2 separate regions of the Homo sapiens genome follow, and region 1 is linked to region 2. A link is an interaction called in ENCODE POLR2A ChIA-PET data of the cell type or tissue named here. Cell type or tissue: OCI-LY7. All regions are shown on one strand. Links, peaks and the distances in the headings refer to the core of each region. The heading gives the core; the rest is flanking DNA.

What was found. ChIA-PET counts read pairs that join two places held together with the same protein. Peaks named below come from ENCODE experiments on the same cell type or tissue, not always from the same donor. Only the 100,000 strongest peaks of a DNase experiment are listed, where the experiment ranks them.
Region 1: POLR2A ChIA-PET joins it to region 2 with 19 read pairs; 1 of 35 experiments calls an interaction of 5 or more read pairs at or near these places.

The regions. Positions count from the first base shown.
Region 1 is chr18:11,723,885-11,735,880 of GRCh38, reverse strand. The region is part of intron 1 of GNAL (G protein subunit alpha L); the gene reads right to left. Among named protein-coding and RNA genes, the nearest start is that of GNAL, 41 kb to the right of the region's middle. RefSeq lists an enhancer at 2,600-3,208. In OCI-LY7, for the core only: a CTCF peak has its summit at 7,424 (motif pointing right); a DNase peak (open chromatin) is centred at 7,430.
Region 2 is chr18:12,856,619-12,868,614 of GRCh38, reverse strand. It overlaps PTPN2 (protein tyrosine phosphatase non-receptor type 2), which reads left to right. Exons shown (of 9, transcript NM_002828.4): 2 at 9,361-9,451. Among named protein-coding and RNA genes, the nearest start is that of PTPN2, 22 kb to the left of the region's middle. RefSeq lists enhancers at 7,576-8,239, 11,083-11,212. In OCI-LY7, for the core only: no CTCF peak of the experiment used is centred there; DNase peaks (open chromatin) are centred at 5,204, 6,054, 6,794, 7,204 and 1 weaker place; H3K4me3 peaks cover 2,710 bases; H3K27ac peaks cover 6,412 bases.

The sequences.
Region 1 (11,996 bases), core at 2,774-10,773, 1.1 Mb after region 2:
GTCCTTTTCCATTCTCTGAACTTTTTACTGTGACCTTGCATTTTTTTCTCCCTTCCTTCCTTCCTTCCTTCCTTTCCTTCCTTCCCTCCCTCCCTCCTTTCTTTCTCTCTTTCTTTTTTTTTTTTTGAGACAGGTTCTCACTCTGTGGCTCAGGCTGGAATGCAGTGGCACAATCTCGGCTCACTGCAAACTCCTCCACCTCTAGGGCTCAGGCAATCCTCTCAACTCAGCCTCCCAAGTAGCTGTTACTACAGGTGCATGCCACCACACCTGGCCAACTTTTTATAGTTTTAGTAGAGGCAAGGTTTTGCCATGTTGCCCAGGCTGATCTCGAACTCCTGGGCTCAAGTGATTCTCCTGCCTCAGCCTCCTAAAGTGCTAGGATTACAGGTGTGAGCTTCACACCTGGTCACATTCTTTTTAATTAAAGAGACCAGTGAGCTACTCTTATTTAAATGATCCATTCCTTATCATCACTCTCTTCATTGAGCTCAACTCACTTATTAATACCACTTATCAATACCTTATCAGGTCGGGCACAGTGGCTCACACCAGTAATCCCAGCACTTTGGAAGGGCAAGGCGGGTGGATCACTTGAGGTCAGGAGTTCAAGACCAGCCTGGTCAACATGGTGAAACCCCGTCTCTACCAAAAACACAAAAATTAGACGGGTGTGGTGGTGCGAGCCTGTAGTTCCAGCTACTTGGGAGGTTGAGGCAGGAGAATCACTTGAACCTGGGAGGTGGAGGTTGCAGTGAGCCAAGATCGTGCCATTGCACTATAACCTGGGTGATAAGGGCGAAACTCCATCTCAAAAAAAACCCCCACAAAAACAATAAACAAAACCTTATCAAATGCCCACCAATCCTCACGTCGGCCTGGCGTTTTCCCTGTGCCCACCTGAGTCCAGCCTTTCTCTTTATCTAGGATGCTCTCTTCCCACTTCTCTGCAAGTCCATCAAACCGGTTCTATACTTGGTTCAAGCACTCCTGCATCAGATAGGGGACGCTGGTCTAAATGCCATTTGCCCTTTAGCTTCCTGCCTGGTTGCTGTGGTTCTCTGAGAATGCCAAGTTTCTCCAGTAGAATAAATCCCCCCAAAGGCTATTTCCTACATGCTCATCAGATCATTGATGCTTACTGAGTGAACTACAGAATGACCCCAGCAGTGGTCCTGCTTAGGATCTGGTAGTATTCCCTTTGCAACCTAAAACCTCACCTGTTGAACGATGCCATGAGATCTTTAGAGTCCTAGGCGAGCCTATGAAACTCCCATGCTATCTAGAATGCAAGCTATTGCTAATCTCTCAGAAATTGCTGCTCTCCAAGGACATATCATTTAAGCCACACAGCCATGCTCCAGCCCTCAGAGCCCAGACATGATTGCCTCCACTGAATCCATTCTATGTGATTTGATCCTGTCCTGTAAAGAAAATCTACACCCGGCGCGGTGGGTCACGCCTGTAATCCCAGAACTCTGGAAGGCCAAGGCGGGTGGATCACGAGGTCAAGGGATCGAAACCATCCTGGCCAACATGATGAAACCCCGTCTCTACTAAAAATACAAAAATTAGCTGGGCGTGGTGGTGCACGCCTGTAGTCCTGGCTACTCAGGAGGCTGAGGCAGGAGAATCGCTTGAACTGGGAGGCGGAGGTTGCAGTGAGCTGAGATCGCGCCACTGCACTCCAGTCTGGTGACAGAGCGAGGCTGTCTCAAAAAAAAAAAAAAAAGAAAAAGAAAAAGAAAAGCTTATTGCTCTTCCCTAACCCCCAGTTCCATCGAGAAACCACCGAGCCTCTGGAAAGATGGTTTCATCTGAACTAAGAGCTGTTTCAAAAAGGATGAGGCCACCCCACATCTTCATCCCTTCTGGTGAGGCTGGGGGCCTCCTCCAGGAGAGAAATGATGGCGCAGTTCTACAGAACGGACACAGGACCTGTCCAGGAATGTGCAGAATGACACGCACACACAAGTTCTGGGCTTGGACTTTTTTTTTTTTTTTTTTTCAGTGATAGACATAGGGGATACAAGTGCAGTTTTGTTGCATGGCTATAGAGCATAGTGTAGGCATCACTTGAAGAGCGTACACTGTACCCAGTAAGTAATCGTCCCTCCCTCCCTCACATCCTGCCTCTCTAATGTCTGTTCTTCCACTCCTGTGTCCGCGTGCACACATTGTTTCACTCTCACTTATGAGAACATGTGGCATTTGACTTCTATTTCTGAGTTATTTCACTTAGAGAATTACCCTCAAGAAGACATGATTTTACTCTTTTTACAGCTGAATAGTATTCCATAGTGTATAAGTACCACATTTGCTTTATCCAGTCATCCGTTGATGGACTTGGAATGTTTTTTAAGACAGAAAAAACATCTCCAAAAGATGAAAATGAGAACACACCAGTGAGAGGCTGGGACCTTGCTGCCGTTTAGCTCCAGCTCTGGAGAACTGGCTGTGTCCAGCAAGCCCCCCAGCCTCACTGGCCTCACTCCCCAGTTTCGCTTCTGCTCTCCGCCACCTGGGTACAGCATTCAGCAGGCAGAGCAGTTTAAAGGGTGAGCAGAGGGAAACAGCTCACCCTTTTATATAGCAGGAGCTTCACACATGACAGCTGTCCCTCAGACACAGCACGAGAGGCCCACACCTCCAAGTCCCCAGTCGACGGCTCCCCGCGCCCGGGCGCAGCTTGGTGCATTGCAGGAGCCTTTCCCTCGCCAGCGCCCCTGTGCCACAGCGCCACCAGGCGGCCGTTCGAGAAACAACCCGACTCTGAGCACAGATCAGAGTCTTCTCTTCACATGTCCAGGTGTCCACAGCGGACCAGACAACACTACTTCCTTCCAAGCAAGTTTTATTTCTTCTTTCCTTGCTGTCTGCAATTTCTGACAAATCAGTTAATCACTGCCCAGAAAGCTCTTACTTCATGAATACATAACTGTAGGCATCCCTATACCCACTCCTGTGTTCCCGCCTTTCTATTTTTGCTGTTTCCCTCTTCGTGAATTTCCCTGTGCTTCTGCTTATGTGATTGCTGTAGCTAACTTACTGTGCTTCTCATCAGTTACTGGGTTCTGCTGATTTAACATTTACATTGACAAAACAATGTTTCAAAGCATATTAACATTTTCTTTTGAACACTCCGTCTATCCCTCCTCCATTTGTAAATGTTGGGAAGATCCATATTTAGAACCATGTAGTTAAAACTTGTTAGCACTGAATATTGCTAACATACAACACAATTGAAATGATAAAATCGGGGCAAAACTTGACACTATTCCTTTTTGAACAGATACCCATGGGTGAGGACAGACTAAATGTAGAGTTACGTGTGCTTGAGAACAAATGAGAAAAAATGACAAATAACCCAATTAAAATAGGAACAAAGGATTTGAACAGACATTTCTCTAAAGAAGATATACAAATAACCAATTTGCATAAGAAATGATACTCAACATTATTAATTAAGGAACTGCAAATCAAAAGCACAGTGAATAACATCTCACATCCACTAGGATGGCTACAATAAAAAAGACAGTAACGAGTGTCGGTGAGATGTGGAAAAATTAGAACCCTTCATACACTGCTGGTGGGAAAGTAAAATGATGCAGCCACATTGGAAAACTGTTTACGTTTTTCTTAAAAAGTTGAACATACAGTTACCACATGACCCAGCAATTCCAATTCTTGGTAATACCCAAGAGAAATAAGCATATATTTAGACAAAAACCTGTACACAAATGTCCATAGCAGCATTATTCATGAAAGCACAGAAGCAGAAACACGCAAATGTCCACCAATGATAAATAGACAAAATATGGTATACCTATATGATGGAATATTGTTCAACCACAAAAAGGAATGAAGTAGAGATGTATGTTACACATAGATAAAAACATTATGCTAAGAAAAAGAAGCTAGTCACAAAAGACCACATATTATAAGATTATTTATGTCAAATGTCCAGAATAGGCAAATCTGCAAAGAGAGAAAATAGACTAATGGTTGTTGGGAGGAAGAGCAGGAGGGGAAACGGGGAGTGACTGCTAGTGGGTCCAGGGCTTCTTTGCAGAATGATGAAAACATTCGGGAATTAGATATTCCAGTCCTTCAGCAGTGGGCTCCCAAGGACGGTGGTGATGGTTCCACGGCCTTGTGAATATGCTAAACACACTGAATTGTACAATTTTAAGAGGTGTGAATTCATGATATGTGAGTTATTTCTGCACTAGGGGAAATAAAAAAACAAATGGCAATCTTTCTGGATTGGAATTCAATTGCGCAGTGGGATTTCTACGTTCTTTCTTCTGTTTTGTCAAGGACTATATTCGACCTATCGTAAACTAAAAATAAAATCCTAAGGCCCCCCACTGACTGAATGAAGCTTCTTGGCCAAGGGTAACCTCAGAAAAACCTTAAAAACTGAATTCCCAGTCGGGCACGGTGGCTCACGCCTGTAATCCCAGCACTTTGGGAGGCCAAGGCGGGTGGATCACCTGAGGTCAGGAGTTGGAGAACCAGCCTGGCCAACATGGAGAAACCCCGTCTCTACTAAAAATACAAAAATTAGCTGGGCATAGTGGCGTGGGCCTGTAATCCCAGCTACTCCGGAGGCTGAGACACGATAATCGCTTGAACCCAGGAGGCGGAGGTTTCAGTGAGCTGAGATCACAGCACTGCACTCCAGCTTGGGCAACAGAGTGAGACTCCGTCTCAAAAACAACAACAACAACAAAAACTGAATTCCTGGCCATGATGGTAAGGGAAGTCAGACACACCTCATACCCCATTCTTTTTGGAGTTTAGGCACAAATGACTGGAATTAACATTAAAACAGAGATCATCAGTCTAATGCAATAGATTCTGTGTGGCAATAAGACACCAGATTATAAACAGGACCCAAGGCCATGCTAGGCAAGGGTTAAGTCACATGCTGCAAACTATGAAAGCTTGCTAAAGGTTTTTGTTTGTTTGTTTTTAATTAACTCGATATGACATGGCTTACTTTCCAATTTGACTCTGGTATAGTATCACATGACAGATAGCCGACCCCCTTAACTTAAGCATCCTTTGTACTGACTTCAAGTCTTTATTTTATTTTATTTTTTTTCCTTTTTGAGATGGAGTCTCACTCTGTTACCCAGGCTGGGGTGCAGTGACGCGATCTCAGGTCACTGTAACCTCCACCTCCTGTGTTTGAGAGATTTTCCTGCTTCAGCCTCCTTAGTAGCTGGGACTACAGGTGCATGCCACCATGCCTGGCTAATTTTTGTATTTTTAGTAGAGATGGGGTTTCACCATGTTGGCCAGGCTGGTCTCGAACTCCTGACCTCAGGTGATCCACCTGCGTTGGCCTCCCAAAGTGCTGGGATTACAGGCGTGAGCCACTGTGCCCAGCAAGTCTTTAGAAAAACTTAACTTGGCCAGGTATGGTGGCTCACACCTGTGATCCCGGCATTTTGGGAGGCCGAGGCAGGCAGATTACCTGAGATCAGGAGTTCGAGACCAGCGTGGCCAACGTGGGGAAACCCCCATCTCTACTAAAACTACAAAAATTAGCTGGGCGTGGTGCCGGCACCTGTAATCCCAGCTACTCAGGAGGCTGAGGCAGAAGAATCGCTTGAACCTGGGAGGTGGAGGCTGCAGTGAGCTGAGATCGTGCCACTGCACTCCAGCTTGGGTGACAGAGGGATACTCTGCCTCAAAAAAAAAAAAAAAAAGTGGGAGGCTGAGGCAGGAGAATGTTGTGAACCTGGGAGGCAGAGCTTGCAGTGAGCCGAGATAGCGCCACTGCAGTTCGGCCTGGGCGAAAGAGCGAGACTCTGTCTCAAAAAAAAAAGAAAAGAAAAGAAAAGAAAAACTTAACTCTTTCAACCCATTGCCAACTAAATAAAGAATCCCTAAAACCCACCTATGACTTGTAAGCCTCTGCTTCCAGATGTCTCGCCTTTTTGGGCCAAATTAATGTAGAATTTCCATGTGTTGCTTTATGATTTTACCTGCAACTCCAGTCTCCCTAATGTGTAAAATCAAGCTGTAACCCAACTGCCTCGGGGCGACTTAATCAAGGCTTCCTGGGTTTGTGTTTTCTGCCAGCCGCGAGCAGCCACATTGGCTCAGAATAAACCTCTTTATTAATAAAATATTTTACAAGGTTTGGTTTTCCTGTTTACAGCATTTTATGCCAGATTCTGCTGGGTGGTGTGGAGGATACAGAAATGAATCAGAATGGATATGGCTCGCACAGAATATATAATCTGCTAATGCATTTAAGTGAAACTTACAAATATCTACAATAAAAGGTAATGAGTATTATGAAGGAAGTACATAATAAAACGAGTGGAAACTTAAGGAAGAGCACTTCCAACACAGAGGGTCAGAAAATGTTTCAAAGAGGAGGTAACACTTGTAATCGACCGTTAAATCTGGAGAGGATCTGGCTACTTAGGAGTGTGGGAGAGGGATTCCAAGGGCAGAGGAAGCCGGGGAAGCTCTGGAATTGGTGAGCAGAGAGCATCCTCCAGCTGGTTCACTGTGCTTAGGGAAGGCAGAGTGGGCAAAAGAGTGAAAACCCACACAGGTGGGGCAAGAGGAGCGCTAAGACCACTGCTCCATAGGCAGGAAGCATGTTTTCCTTCTAACCGCTCAGGAAAAAAATGTCCCCTTTCTCTTTGATGGAAGATGTTGTACCCAACACATCTATGAACCTATGATCTCACAGTCTTCATATTCTAAATGTTCAGTTCCAGGATTTTAGAAATCTGGGTTAACTATCTCGTTTGCGGCCAAATACCAAATCATCAATAAAAACACCAAAGAGCAAATCAAAAATATGATGCTGGAGATCCCTTCCCCACCCAAATGGCTCTGATGTTTCTTGGAGACTTTATCTACTAACCAGTACTAACTCGTCCATCCCATCCCAGTGTGTTTAAACTCTCAGAGCTTTGAGTGATTTCTCCCAAGAGGAGTCAGCCTTTCATCAGCAGGCTCCCAAGGAAACAATTTGTTTTCAAAATGTATAAATGTCTTTTGCTTGCAATATTGATTTGTATTACACAATATAAAACTCATCGTCTAAGACAGGAATCCAGGAATATTACATTTTCTTACAGAGATGTAGCAAATATCTGTATTTCTGTCTGTATCATCACTGTAAGAAAATAAAAGAACAATGTGAAGGAATCAATGTCTGTGCAAAGACTGAGGGTGAAATGAAGTTCAGAAATAATTGTAGAAACTATTAAGCAGATTTATCTTAAAAAGAAACTTTGAGGTTTGGGACAAGAACAAACACCTGTTAGAAACAATTCTAAGCTCCCGCCTGAGTTGTCCAACTCAGAATTGCAATGAGCCCCCAGAGCCTCTCTCCACTGTGCTGCTGAGACTTGATGAAGGTGGAGCTCCTGGAAGCAAGTGTAAAAATGCAGCCAGAAGAGGGCAGAATCAAGACAGGGGAGAGAGCTTACATGACACTGGCTGTGAGAGCAGGTGGACTTCCAAAAGTAAATAACTTTTGCCTGAAGAATGTGAGTCCTTTTAAATCATCAGGCTCAGAGAGACATTAAAATGAGACAACAATCATGCCTTACTCCCCCCACCCCACCCCCTGCTTGCACTACCATTTTGAGCTATGTATTCATCTTTTGTTGCTGTTGTTAATTAAAGACATAGGGTCTTACTCTGTTACCCAGGCTGGAGTGGAGTGGTGTGATCACAGCGCACTGTGGCCTCAATCTCCTGGGCTCAAGGGATCCTCCTGAGTAGCTGGGACCACAGGCACAGATCACCACACCCAGCTAATTTTTTGATTTTTTATAGAGACAAACTCTGCCTATGTTGCCCAGGCTGGTCTCGAACTCCTGGCCTCAAGTGATCTTCCTGCCTCAGCATCCCAGATTGTTGGGGTTATAGGCACGAGCCATCATGCCAGCCTGTATTCATCTCTTAAAACTGCCTTCTGTTGCCACAAATAGCTATAAATTAACTTAACAATGCCACACTGGACACCATAGCCCACACTCCATAGGTTAAAATGTATAGCCAGTTACTAATCAATGTTACTTCTGTAAACGAATGAAAATTCCTGACAAATAATTTTGTATCAGACTACTCTCTTTCCCCACTTTTTGCCTTTAAAACCCTGATTACCTGAGTCAAAAAAACTCCTCCTCTCTACCTTACACTTGTTTGAGTTAGAATTCTACCATTTACAATGGAAAAGGGTCTGGATTAAAACAAGAGATGTACAATATCCTTATACAATTGGCTCAATAAATGCCTCCACATCCGACATTCTGCCTTTGAGTTTCAGGCTTATCATTTCCGTTTGGGGTCCCGGTTTAGGCAGAAGATGAGGGGAGCAGAAGCTGCAGCCCATCCGTTACTGGAACAGCTAGGACCACAGGTGGGCACCACCATGCCCAGGAAATTTTTTATTTTTTGTAGAGAGGGGTCTCTTGCCCAGGTTGGTCTCAAACTCCAGGGCTCACATTTATTTGAAAAGGTAGCTGGTAGATAAAGAAATAAAAAGACGGCCCAGGGACAGGGTCTGGGGCTGCTACCCCACAAGGCAGGTGGGAAAGTGTGGGGACTCCCAGGCTTGGGATGCCTGACACCCTGCGGCTCCGCCCAGATGGAGAGCAGCAGAGAAGCTGGCAGAGAGGGTGCGCAGGGAAGCTGCTGAGCCTAGGGAAGGGCCTTGCAGGGCTGGGCAGGGTGGTAGTGGGGACCCAGTGAGAGCAGAGGGCACAGGGTGTAAGCAGGGAAGGGCCCACACTGAACAGCAAGGAGGGAGGGGCACCCAGCGCGGACTAGGGCTGGGGGTGTGGAGGACGCACACAGAGGCTGCTACTGAGGACCCCAAGCAGCCTGGTTCCTGGTGTCACTAAAGAAAGCTTTGCTGGCTGATCTCAAATGTTTTCTAACCTTAAGAAAAAAAAAAAAGACTACTTTTCCTTACAACCTGTCCCATTCTGTCCAACCAGCACAGGCTTGATTTTATGTCTTAAACACTGGGGTTTTGGCTAGGATTCATTTTGATTATTTTAAAACAAACAATGAAGGCAGTGTGATTTTGTTGTGGAACTTAACACTACCTGTCTGTTTTTGATGGTGAATCTCATGCTTTGACTCATGGTTACGTAATTCTATTAGGACATGGTTGATTCAGGCATGGGAGGGTATTAACAGAGCAACAGCAGCTCCATGCTGAAAGCCTACCCCAGAGACAGAAAGGGAAAGAAGGACCCACCGTCCAGGAAGGAAGTGCCCACTGGCACAGTGGATCAGAAGATCCCAGGATAAACATGGAGAAGAAACCCCAGGGCGCGAGGAGGTGCCCCAGAGAGGGGCAGAGGCCTGGGAGCTCAGAGACAGCTTCTCCTGCTCACTGAATTCTGCGGTCCACTTCGATTTACTTATATTCATCAGTGTTCACAGCACAGAGATTTGCACAAATGGTTATTAATAAGCAGTGGCATTTGCTGTTTAAATCAGAAATGACAATAGAGAATCCAAGAAATCTAGGTTCCTAAGAATCCTAAAAGAGGAAGAAGATAAAGTGGAAATGGTGAATTATTGTTCACCAAGGCCTATTAAATTCTTAACAGAGGCCAACTCTGGCTAATTTAGTCAGAAAAGGAATGTGCTAAAGGGAAAGTCAACAGCCAACACAATATTGAAGAAGAATGAAGTCAGAGGACTGACACTACATGATTTCAAGACTCACTATAACATAAAGCTACAGTGATCTGGTGCAACAACAGACATGCAGATCAATGGAAGAGACAGCCCAGAAATAGACTCACAGAAATACAGTCAACTGATCTTTGACAAAGGAGGAAACACAAGTCAGTGGAGAAAGGATAGTCTTTTCAAAAGATGGTGCTGGGACCGAACGGTCACAGGCAAGGTGGCTAAGACTGAAAACACCAACACCACCAAATGCTGGTGAGGATGTGGAGGAACAGGAACTCTCATTCATTGCTGGTGGGAATGCAAAATGTTACAGCTGCTTTAAAAGACAATTTGGTAGTTTCCTGCAAAGCTAAATATACTCTTACCACATGATCCAGCAATCACACTCCTTGGTATTTACCCAAATGAGTTGAGAACTTACATCCACACAAAAACCTGCACACGAATGCTCACAGCAGCTTTACTCACGATTGCCAAAACTTGGAGGCAACCAAGATGTCCAACAGGTGAATGAATAAACAAACTACTATTTGATGATGAAAAGAAATGAACTATCACACCATGAAAAGACATGGAGCCACCTTAAATGCATTTTACTAAGTGAAAGAAGTCTGAAAAGGCTACATACTATATGATTCCAACAATACAACATTCTGGAAAAGCCAAAAGGATGATATATTCGTTTACTAGAGCTGCCATAATAAAGCATCACAGACTGGGTGGCTTAAACAACAGAAATTTATTTTCTCACAATTTTGGAGCTTAGAAGTTCAAGGCCAGGGTGTCAGCAGAGTTAGTCTCTTCTGAGGTCTCTTTCCCTGGCTTGCGGATGGCGTCCTCTCCCTGGGTCTTCACATGGTCTTACCTCCGTGCCTGTCTGTGTCCTAATCTCCTCTTCTTATAAGGACAACAGGCATACTGGATTAGGGTCCATCCTAATCTCATTTTATCCTAATTACCCTTTAAATCCCCAATCTCCAAATGCAGTCACATTCTGAGAGGCTGCGGGTTAGGACTTCAATATATGATTTTGTGGGAGGCAGCCCCTAACATTTGGGTGTGTGACTCCGGCTCATTAATTTAGTGATCCAAAAAGCTGCTAGTTTTGAGTGGTGCCCAGAACAAGGGAAGGCTCTGCAACAGGTCCAGGCTGCTGTGCAAGCTGCTCTCCCCTTCGGGCCATATGACCCAGCAGACCCCATGGTGCTCGAGGTGTCAGAGGCAGATGGAGATGCTGTTTGGAGCCTTTGGCAGGCCCCGACAAGCAAACTGCAGCACAAGTCTCTAGGATTTTGGAGCAAGGCACTACCATTCTCTGGGGATAAGGACTTTCCTTTTAAGAAACAACCCTTGGCCTGCTCCTGGGCCTTGGTAGATGCTGAATGCTTGACTACAGGCCACTGAGTTACCACAGGACCTGTGCTGGGGGTTGACACTATAACATCAGGCGTGCACAGCAGCACTCCATCATCAAATGGAAGTGGCTAGTCGTGACTGGGCCTGAGCAGGCCCCGAAGGCACCAGGAAGTTATATGCAGAAGTGGCCCAAATTCCTGTGGTCCCCACTCCTGCTATCATACCTTTGGTCCCCTGCCTGCACCTACAGCCTCACTGGAAGTTCCCTACGATCGGTCGACAGAGGAAAAGAAGACTCAGGTCGTGTGTGTGGATGGTTCTGCATGATTTGCAAGCACCCCCAATAAGAGAACAGCTACAGCACTGCACCGTCTTTCTGGGACGTTGCTGAAGAGCAGTGGGGAAGGGACATCCTTTTAGCCGGCAGAACTATGAGAAAGTCCACTTCTGTTGTATAAGCCACGCAGCCTGTGGTGCTCTATCAGGGCAGTCCTAGGAAGTGAATACATATTATACTAACACACATTGCTCAGTGAAAGAAGCCAGCCTGAAAACGCTGCCCCCGTAAGTTTCCTGAGGTCCCCCCCAGAGGCTGAGCAGATGCCAGCATCATGCTTTCTGTACAGCTTGTGGAACTGTGAGCCAATTAAACCTCTTTTCTTTATAAGTTTCCCAGTCTCAGGCATTTCTTTCCAGCAATGCAAGAACAGACTAATGCAGGCTTCTAACCTAAGGACGGGTAAGATAATAAATTTGGTTGCTGTTTCAAGCCACTAAGTTTGCTGTAATTCAAGACAGCAGCAAGAGGAAATGACTATAATAGGCTCTCAGCTGTTTTCCACTCTCTCCTAGAGGGTACGACCCCCTTTCAAAGACCAGTTCCTTCTCATCCCAAGCCAAGCCTGCCTTTCATGCTCAGAAGAGAAGGGAATTCTTTTTGT
Region 2 (11,996 bases), core at 2,000-9,999:
CATAATTGTGTAAATAGAGGTAAAAATTGACAGCAAGAAAGGCAGTAGAAAACTATGACAAATGAAGGTGATGGCTCACGCCTGTAATCCCAGCACTTTGGGAGGCCAAGGCGGGCGGATCACCTGAGGTCAGTAGTTCAAGACAAGCCTGGCTAACATGGTGAGACCCTGTCTCTACTAAAAAATACAAAAATTAGCCAGGCATGGTGATGTGCACCTGTTATCCCAGTCACTTGGGAGGCTGAGGCAGGAGAATTCACTTGAACCCGGGAGGCGGAGGTTACAGTGAGCTGAGATGGCGCCACTTCACTCCAGTCTCTCCAGTCAGTCCAGACAGAGTGAGACTCAATCTCAAAAAAAAACAAAAAACAAAAAACAACAACTATGACAAATAAGTGTAATTTCCCAGGACTATTAAGGTCTTGTAATCCCATGCACTGGAAGCTTTTGTTGTTGTTTTCTGATTTATCATTGAAGTGACCAAAGCGCAGTGGTAAGAACAAGCCTTTGTGATTACTTCACACTAGAGAAGGGTCTTTCCCACATATTTGAGACTTAAGGAGTTGATAGTGAACAGTGTAAGCGGCCACACAGGTGTGGGTTAAGAACTGATGTGTGTATTCACTTTCTGTAAAGATGACCAAACATATGTTGTTAGACAAACGAAAAATTCACCCCAAGATCATTGAGGGCATGCAAAATAGTATGAGGTAGAGGCAGCTGTAATTCAGGTGTCCAAATACAAGAGCAGGTGGAGAAAAGAAAAGAAACTGAGAACAGTAAAGAGTTTTTAAAGTTATAACACACAATTGTTAAAATAGAATGTTCAGTACCAAGTAGCAGAGTAGATAATGCAGAACACTGAGGTGGCTTGAGAAAAATCTCTCAGAACTCAGGAAAGAGGTGTGCGAAATGAGCGTTAGGAGAGAGCACTTCCCCAAGTCTGTGATAGAAATTCCTGAAAGGGAACAGAGGAGACTGAAGCGAAACTCTATTAAGCGACAAGGAAGACTCAAATGGAGAAGCTAACCCAGTTCCGATGAAGACTTGGCACATATCTATAATGTATTTTTTTTGAAGTCAGCCAAAAGAAAGTTTAAATTTGAGGTACATCTGAAAGAGTAAGCAATACAGAAAAATCTTGACAACATCTGAGGACAAAAAAAAAAGTACTGATACTGTTGAGTGTGAGGCAAAACCTCACTTTCAGTCTTTCTTGAGAAATATTGGCAAAATATGCCCTTAATACAGGAGTTCCATTTTTATTTCATTTATTTATTTATTTATTTATTTATTGAGACAGGTTCTCACTTTGTCACCCAGGCTGGAGTGCAGTGGTACAGTCACTGCTCACTGCAGCCTTGACCTCCTGGGCTCAAGTGATCCTCCCAGCTTTGCCTCCCAAGTAGCTGGGACTGCAGGCACGCATCACTACGCTTGGCTTTATTTTTATTTATTATGTGTTTATTTTTATTTTTATTTTTTGTAGATACGTGGTTTCACCATGTTGCCCAGGCTGGTCTTGAACTCCTGGCCTCAAATGATCCTCCTGCCTTGGCCCAGAGTGTTTTTGTTTTTTTTTTTTGTTTGTTTGTTTTTTGTTTTTTGGAGACAATCTTGCTCTGTCACCCAGGCTGGAATGCAGTGAGTGGCGCGATCTCGGCTCACTGCAACCACCGCCTTCTGGGTTCAAGCAATTCTCCTGCCTCAGTGTCCCGAGTAGCTGGGACTACAGGTGCCCACCACCATGGCCAGCTAATTTTTTGTATTTTTTAGTAGAGATGGAGTTTCACCATGTTAGCCAGGATGGTCTCGATCTCCTGACCTCGTGATTTGCCTCGGCCTCCCAAAGTGCTGGGATTACAGGCATGAGCCACCACGCCCGGCCGAGATATATTTCACATACCATAAAATTCACCTAAAAGGTACAGTTTAGTGGTTTTTAGTATATTCACAGCTGTGGAACTAAATCTTAATTTCAGAATATTTTCAACACCCCAAGGAGAGACTGGGTACATACAGTTATTCTCCATTCTCACCCACATCCCAACCCCTGACAACCACTAATCTACTTTCTGTCTCCAGATTTCCCTGTCCTGGTCTCATACCATGTGTAGTCTTTTGTATCTGTTTTTTTGTTTTGTTTTGTTTTGTTTTGTTTTGTTTTGTTTTGTTTTTGAGAGGAGTCTGGCTCTGTCGCCTAGGCTGGAGTGCAGTGGTGCAATCTTGGCTCACTGCAAGCCCCGCCTCCTGGGTTCACGCCATTCTCCTGCCTCAGCCTCCCCAGTAGCTGGGACTACAGGCGCCCGCCACCACACCCGGCTAATTTTTTGTATTTTTAGTAGAGATGGGGTTTCACTGTGTTAGCCAGGATGGTCTCGATCTCCTGACCTCGTGATCCACCTGCCTCGGCCTCCCAAAGTGCTAGGGTTACAGGCGTGAGCCACCGCGCCCGGCTGGTTTCTTTAACTTAGCATAATGTTTTAAAGTTTCATCTGTGTTGTATGTATCATTACTTTGTTTCTTCTTCTAAGTTAGTAAGATTCCATTATATAGATATATACCATTTTGTTTATCCATTCACCAGTTGATGGACAAATGATTGTTTTAGCTATTATTAAAAGTGCTACCATGAACATATGTGTCCAAGTTTTTGTGTGAATGTATGTATTCGTTTCTCTTGGGTATGTGCCTTGGAGTAGAATAGCTAGTTCATATGTTAACTCTTTGTTCAGCATTTGTTTTTCTAAAGTGGCTACATCATTTTAACCTTTAGTTTTTTGTTTTTTGGTTTTTTTTTTGGGAGTGGGGTGGGGCTGGAGTGCAGTGGCGTTATCTCGGCTCACTGCAACCTCCGCCTCCTGGGTTCAAGCAATTCTCGTTCCTCAGCCTTCCGAGTAGCTGGGACTACAGACACATGCCATGACGCCCAGCTCACTCTTTTTGCCCAGCTCACTCTTTTTATTTTAGTAGAGACAGGGTTTCACCATGTTGCCCAGGCTGGTCTCAAACTCCTGAGCTCAGGCAATCTGCCCACCTCAGCAGGGTTTCACCGTGTTGACCAGGCTGGTCTCAAACTCTTGACCTCAGGCGATCCACCCACCTCAGCCTTCCAAAGTGCTAGGATTACAGGCATGAGCCACTGTGCCCCGCCTCTCTCTTTTTTTTTTTTTTTTAATAAAGACAGAGTCTTGCTCTGTTGTCCAGGCTGGCATGCAGTGGCGTGATCACGGCTTACTGCAGCTTTGACCTCCTGAGCTCAAGTGATCCTCCCACTTCTGCCTCCCAAGTAGCTGGGACCACAGATGTGTACCACCATGCCTTGCTAATTTTAAAATTTTTTAATAGAGATGGGGGTCTGTCTGTGTTGCCCAGACTGGTCTCAAGTGATTCTCCCACCTCAGCCTCCCAAAGTATTGGGATTGCAGGCATGACTCACAGCGCCTGGCCTCAGTTTCTTTCAAGACCATCCTATAACACCAAGTTAGTTTGAGGATTCTATGAATGTCTGCTTAAAGATATCCTTCTGAATTCTGTGATTCTCTTGAAAGGCTTGTTGCAATGAAAAACAAAGTATAATGATGACTTTATGTGAAGTATACTTTTGGAATTTCTTAAGCAGAAGTCCTGAGACTTTTGAGAGTCCCTGTATTTAAACAGTACCATTTAGGCACAGTTACTGCTTATGAAATGAAGAGTAGCTAGATGAATATAAAAAATCTTACTCTTACATTTCAACCCAGCATTATTTGAACCCAGCAAAATTATTTCTATAGTAGAATCAATTTAGTTCCTTATTTTAAGCCATGCATATATATCTCAAAGCAAATTTCAAGAGGGATTAAATGTTATTATGTGAAAATATTAGGAGGTGAAATAATAGGAGAAAGTAAACACATTGAAAGTAGGTATGTTCAGGCCAGGCGCGGTGGCTTATGCCTGTAATCCCAGCACTTTGGGAGGCTGAGGCGGGCAGATCACGAGGTCAGGAGATCGAGACCATCCTGGCTAACACGGTGAAACCCCGTCTCTACTAAAAATACAAAAAAAAATTAGCCGGGCGTGGTGGCGGGCATTTGTGGTCCCAGCTACTCGGGAGGCTGAGGCAGGAGAATCGATTTAACCCTGGAGGCTGAGGTTGCAGTGAGCCGAGATTGCACCACTGCACCCTAGCCTGGCAACAGAGCAAGACTCTGTCTCAAAAAAAAAAAAGGAAAGTAGGTATGTTTACAATTTAAAATCTTTGGGCATGGAGATAAGCTATAAGGCCATTGATCAGAATGGACCATTTCATAATGTTCCAAAAATTAGACTACTTTGGAAAAAGGTGGTGTGTGGTCTTAATGTAGGCAATGCACATGTGTGTTTAAGTTTCAAATACAGCTAAGGAGCTAAGTGGAATTTTTTTTTTTTTTTTTTACCAAATAGCGTGTATTAATAATAGCTCAGTTCCATTTACTGATTTGTTTTTCCTTTGTTTATGTCATATATTATCTTTCCAAGAGATTGTGAGTTTATGCTACTGCCAATTTGGTATGAGGGCCTGTTTTTAAAAGAGCTGCATGATATTCACTTGGATGTACCACGATTTATTCAACCAGTCTTTTCTTTGTCATTAGACATTTAGTTTATTTAAAGCCTTTCAACATTATAAGTAACTGTGAAAGATATCTTTGTGCTATGAGTTGCCTACATTTTGGATCATTGCCACTAAGAAAGAAATTAACTAGTGACTCAATTATTCCTTGCTTTTTTTGAGCAAAAATCATATTAAAAATAATTAGATTTAAAATTTTTGGTTAAATTATACTTTAAAGCAAAGATCCTTGCCATTTAGATCTAGTTTGGTATTAAATGAGAACGGTGGTTCTCTACTGTGTTGGTGGGGGATATGTTCATGATGGATTTTGCTGTGGAAGGACATTTGGCAATGCCTGGAGAGAGTTTTGGTTGTTACAGATGCAGGGAGGGGTGCCACTGACATCTAATGGGTAGAGGCCAGGGATGCTGCTGCTAAACATCCTGCAATACACAAGACAGTCCCCACTTGCCCCCCCCCCCCCAAAAAAAATTAGCTAGCCTAAAATGTCAGTAGTGCTGAGGCTGAGAAACCTTGGATTAACAGGTTTCACTGCTGATGGGAAACTTTTTTTTTTTTAACAGGGCCTTACTCTGTTGCCCAGGCTAGAGTGCAGTAGCAGGATGCTAGCTCACTGCAGTCTTGAACTCCTGAGTTCAAGCAATCCTCCTGTCTCTGCCTCCCAAGAAGCTGGAACTACACATGCACACCACCATCCCCAGCTAATTAAAAAAATTTTTTGGCAGAGCTGGTGTCTTACTGTGTTGCCCAGGCTGGTCTCAAACTCCTACCCTCAAGTGATCCTTCCAGCTGGGCCTCCCAAAGCACCAGGATTGCAGGTGTGAGCCACTGTGCCCAGAGGAAACATTCGGAATCTGTGATAGAAGGGGAAGGTTTTAGCTCCAGAACACAAGTAGAGCTGGCTTTGCCTTATGTGATAGACCTAGTGAATAGCTCAGCTGTCTGCTTTCCTAATGCCATTTAGACAGATACTGTATATTTTATTGCTTATGCAATGTGCTTATAAAATTGTTTATTTTTGTGTCTTGGGTATTCCTGAAAATGCCTCATCAGTGTCAGATCTAGTTGCTGTTGAGATTTGGTTTTGCTGCGTATATTACAGACCTGATTTAGCTACATGGGAAAGAAAATTAATCAATAGCTGATTTAACAACCAGGAGTTTATGTTTCTCATGTGATATGAATTCTGGAGAGAGACTTAAGGGCTGTTACTGTGGCTTCTTGATGTCACCCATGACTCAATGCTGGTATTTCTGCTTACCTTTCTTAGGAATGTGCATTTTACCTTGCTGTCACAGGATGGCTCCTGCCTGTTCCCACCCCTCACCCCCGGCAGCAAAACCTATGTTCCAGGCAGGCAGCAGTGAGGACAAAGGTACCTGGAGCCAGTCCTCTTTGTCAGCGTTTTCCTGCAGCCCCAACCCAGTGGTTTCTGCTTATTCCCATTGGCCAGACTGTCACAGGACCTTAGAGGCTGGGACAAATAGTTTTCAGCTGGGCTCATTGTGGTCTGAAAACAAAAGCAGTTACCTTTAGTAAGAAAGAAAGGATATTGGGGCTGGGTGCAGTGGCTCACGCCTGTAATTCCAGCACTTTGGGAGGCTGAGGCGGGCGGATCACTTAAGGTCAGGAATTCAAGACCAGCCTGGCCAACATAGTGAAACTCCGTCCCTACTAGAAATACAAAAATTAGCCAGGCATGGTGGCGCATGCCTGTAATCCCAGCTACTCAAGAGGCTGAGACAGGAGAATCTCTTGAACCCGGGAGGTGGAGGTTGCAGTGAGCTGAGATTGCACCACTGCACTCCAGCCTGGGCAACAGAGTAAGACTCTGCCTCAAAAAACAAAAAAAAAAAAAGAAAGAGAAAGAGGATATTGGAATAAACGCTAATATGCACCTTTGGGAGCTGCTTTTTGAAATATTGGTTCTTGTAAGTTCACTGAAATTTTTTTTATAAAGTAGAACAATATTGGAGATTTGAAAGAATGGACTCAATGCAAGAGATCTTATTAGCTGAGAAAATGTATTTATGTTATGAATGTATTTCTTAACCCCAAGAACTTGGCTGTTGTATTGTGTTTTGTAAATTTTAAATCTCCCTACTACTATACTGGGGGCCTTACCCTCTTTTGTATAGTGCACACAAAGAAGTGTGTTTCTCTGGGCTAAAAATAGAAATCTGCACCTGACAGATGGCCTTAAGTGTGGAAAATGGGTGTGTGTGTATCACAGAAGTGGAAGAAGTGGAGGGAGTCCTGCTCTGCCTGTTGTTTTAAGCCTCCCCTCCCTGCAAATCTATATCTTTCCTATACACTAGTAATGGTCAATAGGTTTTTGTTGTTGTTGTTGTTTTAATCCCATTTACAGTAGCGACAAAACTTATCAGGTATCTAAGAATAAACCTTTATTATACATTTATGCTAACCTTTAGCATACCTTTATGAAGAAAACTACAAAATTAATTAAAATATCATGAACGGCAATGCAAATGGGGAGAATAAATAGGGGACAACTTGCCTTCCAGATGCATTGATTACAAAGCTGTAGTAACTAAAATTTGATACTGTCTCAAGGGCAAGCAAATGCTTCTGTGAAGTAGAATGAGGATCTAGAAACAGACTCCTGCGTGTGCTGAAACTTGGTTTATGATAGAGCAGGTGTTACTGATAAATGCAGAAACCAATAAATGGTATTAAGTCAATTAACTTTCCATTTGGAAGGGATAAAATTAAATTTCTCTTCCACGTGCAGGCTAATAACAGTGTCTTATATCTTGCAAAAGTACTTACCAGTCCATTCACTTCCAGAAAAATGGAGAAGTTTCATATTAGAAATTTGTGCATCATGTTTCATAAATAAAAACTTCAGATACTCGGCTGATGGTGTTGGCTCAAACCTGTAATCCTAGCACTTTGGGAGGCTGAGGCAGGTAGATGACTTGAGCCCAGGTGTTCGAGAACAGCCTGGGCAAAAAGTGAGACCCTATGTCTATAAAAACAAATAAACAAAATGGCACCTAACTTTTAAAATGCTTTTTCTTACATGTAATAATGTGAGCAAAAGCATAATTTAATTTTTCCTATTAAAATGCTTTTTTTTTGGTTTCTGTTACATTTCTGTATTTACTTGAATTCTTAGAACACTGTTTCCTGGGAGATCAAACCTGGCCATTCTGGATACATCAGTAGTGAGAGCTTAGTGCGGACATAGCCTTACAGAATGTCTTCTATGTTGAAATGCAGAGAACCCGAAGGCGCCTAGGATGAGCCTCAGGCCTGCTGGTTGTTGCAGTGGCGCAATCTCAGCTCACTGCAGCCTCCGCCTCCTGGGTTTAAGCGATTCTCATGCCTCAGCCTCCTGAGTAGCTGGGATTACAGGCGCTCGTCACCAGGCTTGGCTAATTTTTGTTTTGTTTTGCTTTTTCCGCCTCACTCTGTCACCCAGGCTAGAGTACAGTGGTACGACCTCGGCTCACTGCAACCTCAGCCACCCGGTTTCAAGCGATTCTCCTGCCTCAGCCTCCCGAGTAGCTGGGATTACAGGTGCCTGCCATCGCGCCTGGCTAATTTTTGTAGTTTCAGTAGAGACGAGGTTTCACCATCCTGGCCAGGCTGGTCTTGAACTCCTGACCTCGTGATCCACCCACCTCGGCCTCCCAAAGTGCTGGGATTACAGGCATGAGCCACCGCGCACAGCCTAATTTTTGTATTTTTTTGGGGTTTTTTTTTATAGAGTCTCACTCTGTCGCCCAGACTGGAGTGCAATGGCACGATCTTGGCTCACTGTAACCTCCACCTCCCGGGTTCAAGCAATTCTTCTGCCTCAGCCTCCCGAGTAGCTGGGATTACAGGCACCCATCACCACGCCTAGCTGATTTTTTGTATATTTAGTAGAGACGGGGTTTCGCTTTGTTGGCCAGGTTGGTCTCAAACTCCTGACCTCAGGTGATTCCCCGCCTCGGCCTCCCAAAGCGCTGGTATTACAGGTGTGAGCCACCACACCTGGCCAAATTTTTGTATTTTTAATAGAGCTGGGTTTTCACAATGTTGGCCAGGCTCGTCTCAAACTCCTGACCTCAGGGAATCCGCCTGCCTCGGCCTCCCAAAGTGTTGGGATTACAGGCGTTAGCCACTGCGCCAGGCTTGTTGCTGAACATTTATGGCTCTAGAAATAATTTTTTTTTTAAGGAGAAGTAATGACAAACATGATAGAAATAAAATTTGAGGATATTTCTGGGTTCAAAATAAAGTAACAGTTAAATAGCGTGAACATGAAGAAATAAATATTTTCAGGTAGAAACTCCAAAATTTAGGTAGATGCTGTGAGTTTTAGTCAGAATTTGAATATGATGTGGCTGACCATAGATACCTCCATTGCATTAATTCTGCTTCATAAAGTGTTTGATGCTTGCTTGTAGGTGTTGAATAGAGCCTAATTAGCAGTAAGTAAACAGATCTAGAGCACAGACTTTGGCATCTGAAGGACCTTGGTTCAATGCTGGGACTGCCACTTACTAGCTATGGGATCTTTGGTGGATTTTTAACCTTTGAAAGCCTTTCATCCCTCACAGATATAATGGGGAAGAAAATCGTTTCCATTAGTATTGTGAGGATTAAATGATTAATTGATGTAAACAATGTGCTTTCCATAGTACTTGGCATATCATAAGTGCTTCATGTTATTTTACGCTGGCTGGGAAGATAAGTTTTGCTGTGGAGAATTTAAGAGGGATATTAAAATATATTTTTGTTATTTTAAGGAAATTCGAAATGAGTCCCATGACTATCCTCATAGAGTGGCCAAGTTTCCAGAAAACAGAAATCGAAACAGATACAGAGATGTAAGCCCATGTAAGTACTTGTGGGTTTGTGTGCATGTGTATTTTTTGGTTTGTTTTAGGAGGCAGGATGTAGTGAAAAGGAGGGCTTGGGGTCAGTGTTGATAAATACAGTAATTTTTTTCCTATTTACGTAAGACACGTTCTTTAAGAATTTAAAGGTGTAGAATAGTGGAAGGAAAAATAATTACCCATAATTATTTCATCCTTCAAACATAGGCACCATTATTTTGGTGTATTTCCCACAACCTGTTTTTCTTATGCACAGTTTTCCTTTCTTTAAAATAATTGTAATTATAGATGTCTATATAATATCCATATGTATTTCCTTTTCATATCATTCCATCCCCTTTGTAAGTTTTGCTTAAAATAGTTATTGGTGTAGTTTGGTTTTTTTCCTTCCCCAAGTTATAAGAGTAGTATGTACTCGCTGTAGAAAACTTAGAAAACAGAGAAGAGTATAAGGAACAAACTTATTTAAAAATAAATAATAACTTGGGTTTATATTCTTTGGAGTTTTTAAAAATAAACATGTACTTTAAACGGAAAATTAGAATCTTGCCACATACTCATTTGTAGCTCTTTTCTTAGCAGTACATTGTAAACTTTTTTTTATTATAAACAATTTTTAATTGCTTTGACAGTGGCTTTGGATATACCACTCTTTTGCATAAGTTCCCTGTTGTTGGACATTTAGATTATGATGTATACACACACAGACGCACACAATTGTGTGAACAATTATAATACTAGAGTTCTTTGGTGTATTCATCATCATGCGGTGATTTTATTTTTTGTTCTGATTCATGCAGCTTATTCAGATATTAAATTGGGCCTCCTTCGTGCTTCAGCATATTTCCCTATGTTTGACTTTAGTGGGCTAAACATAGGTTTTCTCTTTAGGGCTCCCTGTTGGTAGGGACTTGAAAAACAGTATCAGATTGATCACATTCTGGTTTTTGCTTGTTACTGATTGTTCGCCTGTTGACTAGGGTATGGTGCTGCCTGCTAAGATCTCCTGTGTAGGTTGAACCATTTCACTGTTCAAGGACACAGACTGTATACCTTTATATACATTGTAGTCATTGGTTATAGATAAGATATTTAGGGTCTGGATGTACCACTGAAAAATCCATCAGTTACTGGAAAAAAATCCTTATTTTTATTCTTACATGAATAGAATGTTTTTCTTATGTTGACCAAATACATTTCCAAGAAGGGTGTATTGGCTGATTTTGGGCAAATCAAATGAGAAGCAGTCTCTGAAAATCTTTCATGTTTGTTATAAATTACTATTAAATACTATGTTTCTCTTAATGCTTTTTTCTTTACTACCAGTTAGAAGTGTTCTTAAAGACAAGTAGCTAGAAGAGTGGTTTTCCATTTTCTTCAGTTGCAGCACACTTGAAGATTTGACCCACTTCCTCTGAAACAGGTGGCTCATCACGGTGGCAGTTCCAGTGTGGGTGTGCGTTCAGGGAATAGCGGGTGTGGGCAGTAATTCTGATACTTAGGTGCCCTTCCCCTGCCTCCAAATCTCTGATTGAGAATCACTGAGCTACAGAGAATAATTCTCTAATGTTACCATGAGTTTTGAAGACAGTATTTTCCAGTTGTACACCTTGCTTTGATGCCTTTAATTTTTTAAAAACTTTTGATTTTGAAAATTGTAGATTTGGATGCAGTTGAGAAATAATACAGAAAGATCGAGTATACCCCTCACCTAGTTTCCCCCAGTGGTAACATCTTGCATAACTACAGTCCAATATCACACCTGGGAACCTGAAACAATACAGTCCATCCAGGTTTCACCAGTTTTACATGCACTCATTTGTGTGTGCGTGTAAGTTCTGTGCAGTTTTATCACGTGTAGATTCCTGGAATCACCACCACAGTCTAGATGCAAACCAGTGGAGCATTCCCATCACAGGGTCACTTGCACTGCCTTTCTGGGGCCACAGTCTCCTTGCTTGGATCCTCCTTCCCTAACCTGGTGTTGCCTTTAATTTTTATATATTTGTTGTAATTGCAATTATTGGATGCACTACACTACATTTGAGTCCCCTAATTAGTTTTATCGAATTGATCTAAATGGGATTTTTTTTTTTTTTTTTTTGAGATGGTGTCTCACTCTGTTACCCAGGCTGGAGTGCAGTGGCGTGATCTTGGCTTACTGCAAACCCCTGCCTCCTGGATTCAAGCGATTCTCCTGCCTCAGCCTCCCAAGTAGCTGGGATTACAGGTGTGCACCACCATGCCCGGCTTATTTTTGTATTTTTAGTAGAGATGGAGTTGCACCATGTTGGCCAGGCTGGTCTTGAACTCCTTACCTCAAGTGATCCGCCTGCTTCAGTCTCCCAAAGTGCTGGGATTACAGTCATGAGCCACCATGCCCAGCTGATAATTTTATTTTAACTGGAATTGAGATGTTTTATTTTAAAGTAAAAACATTTGCAACTTAAGTTATCCTCAAGTATATACATCAATAAAACTTATGATTTTTCTCCTCAGCTTTTAGACTTATGTTGTATACCTGCAGTTGAAGGCTGCAGGGAGAC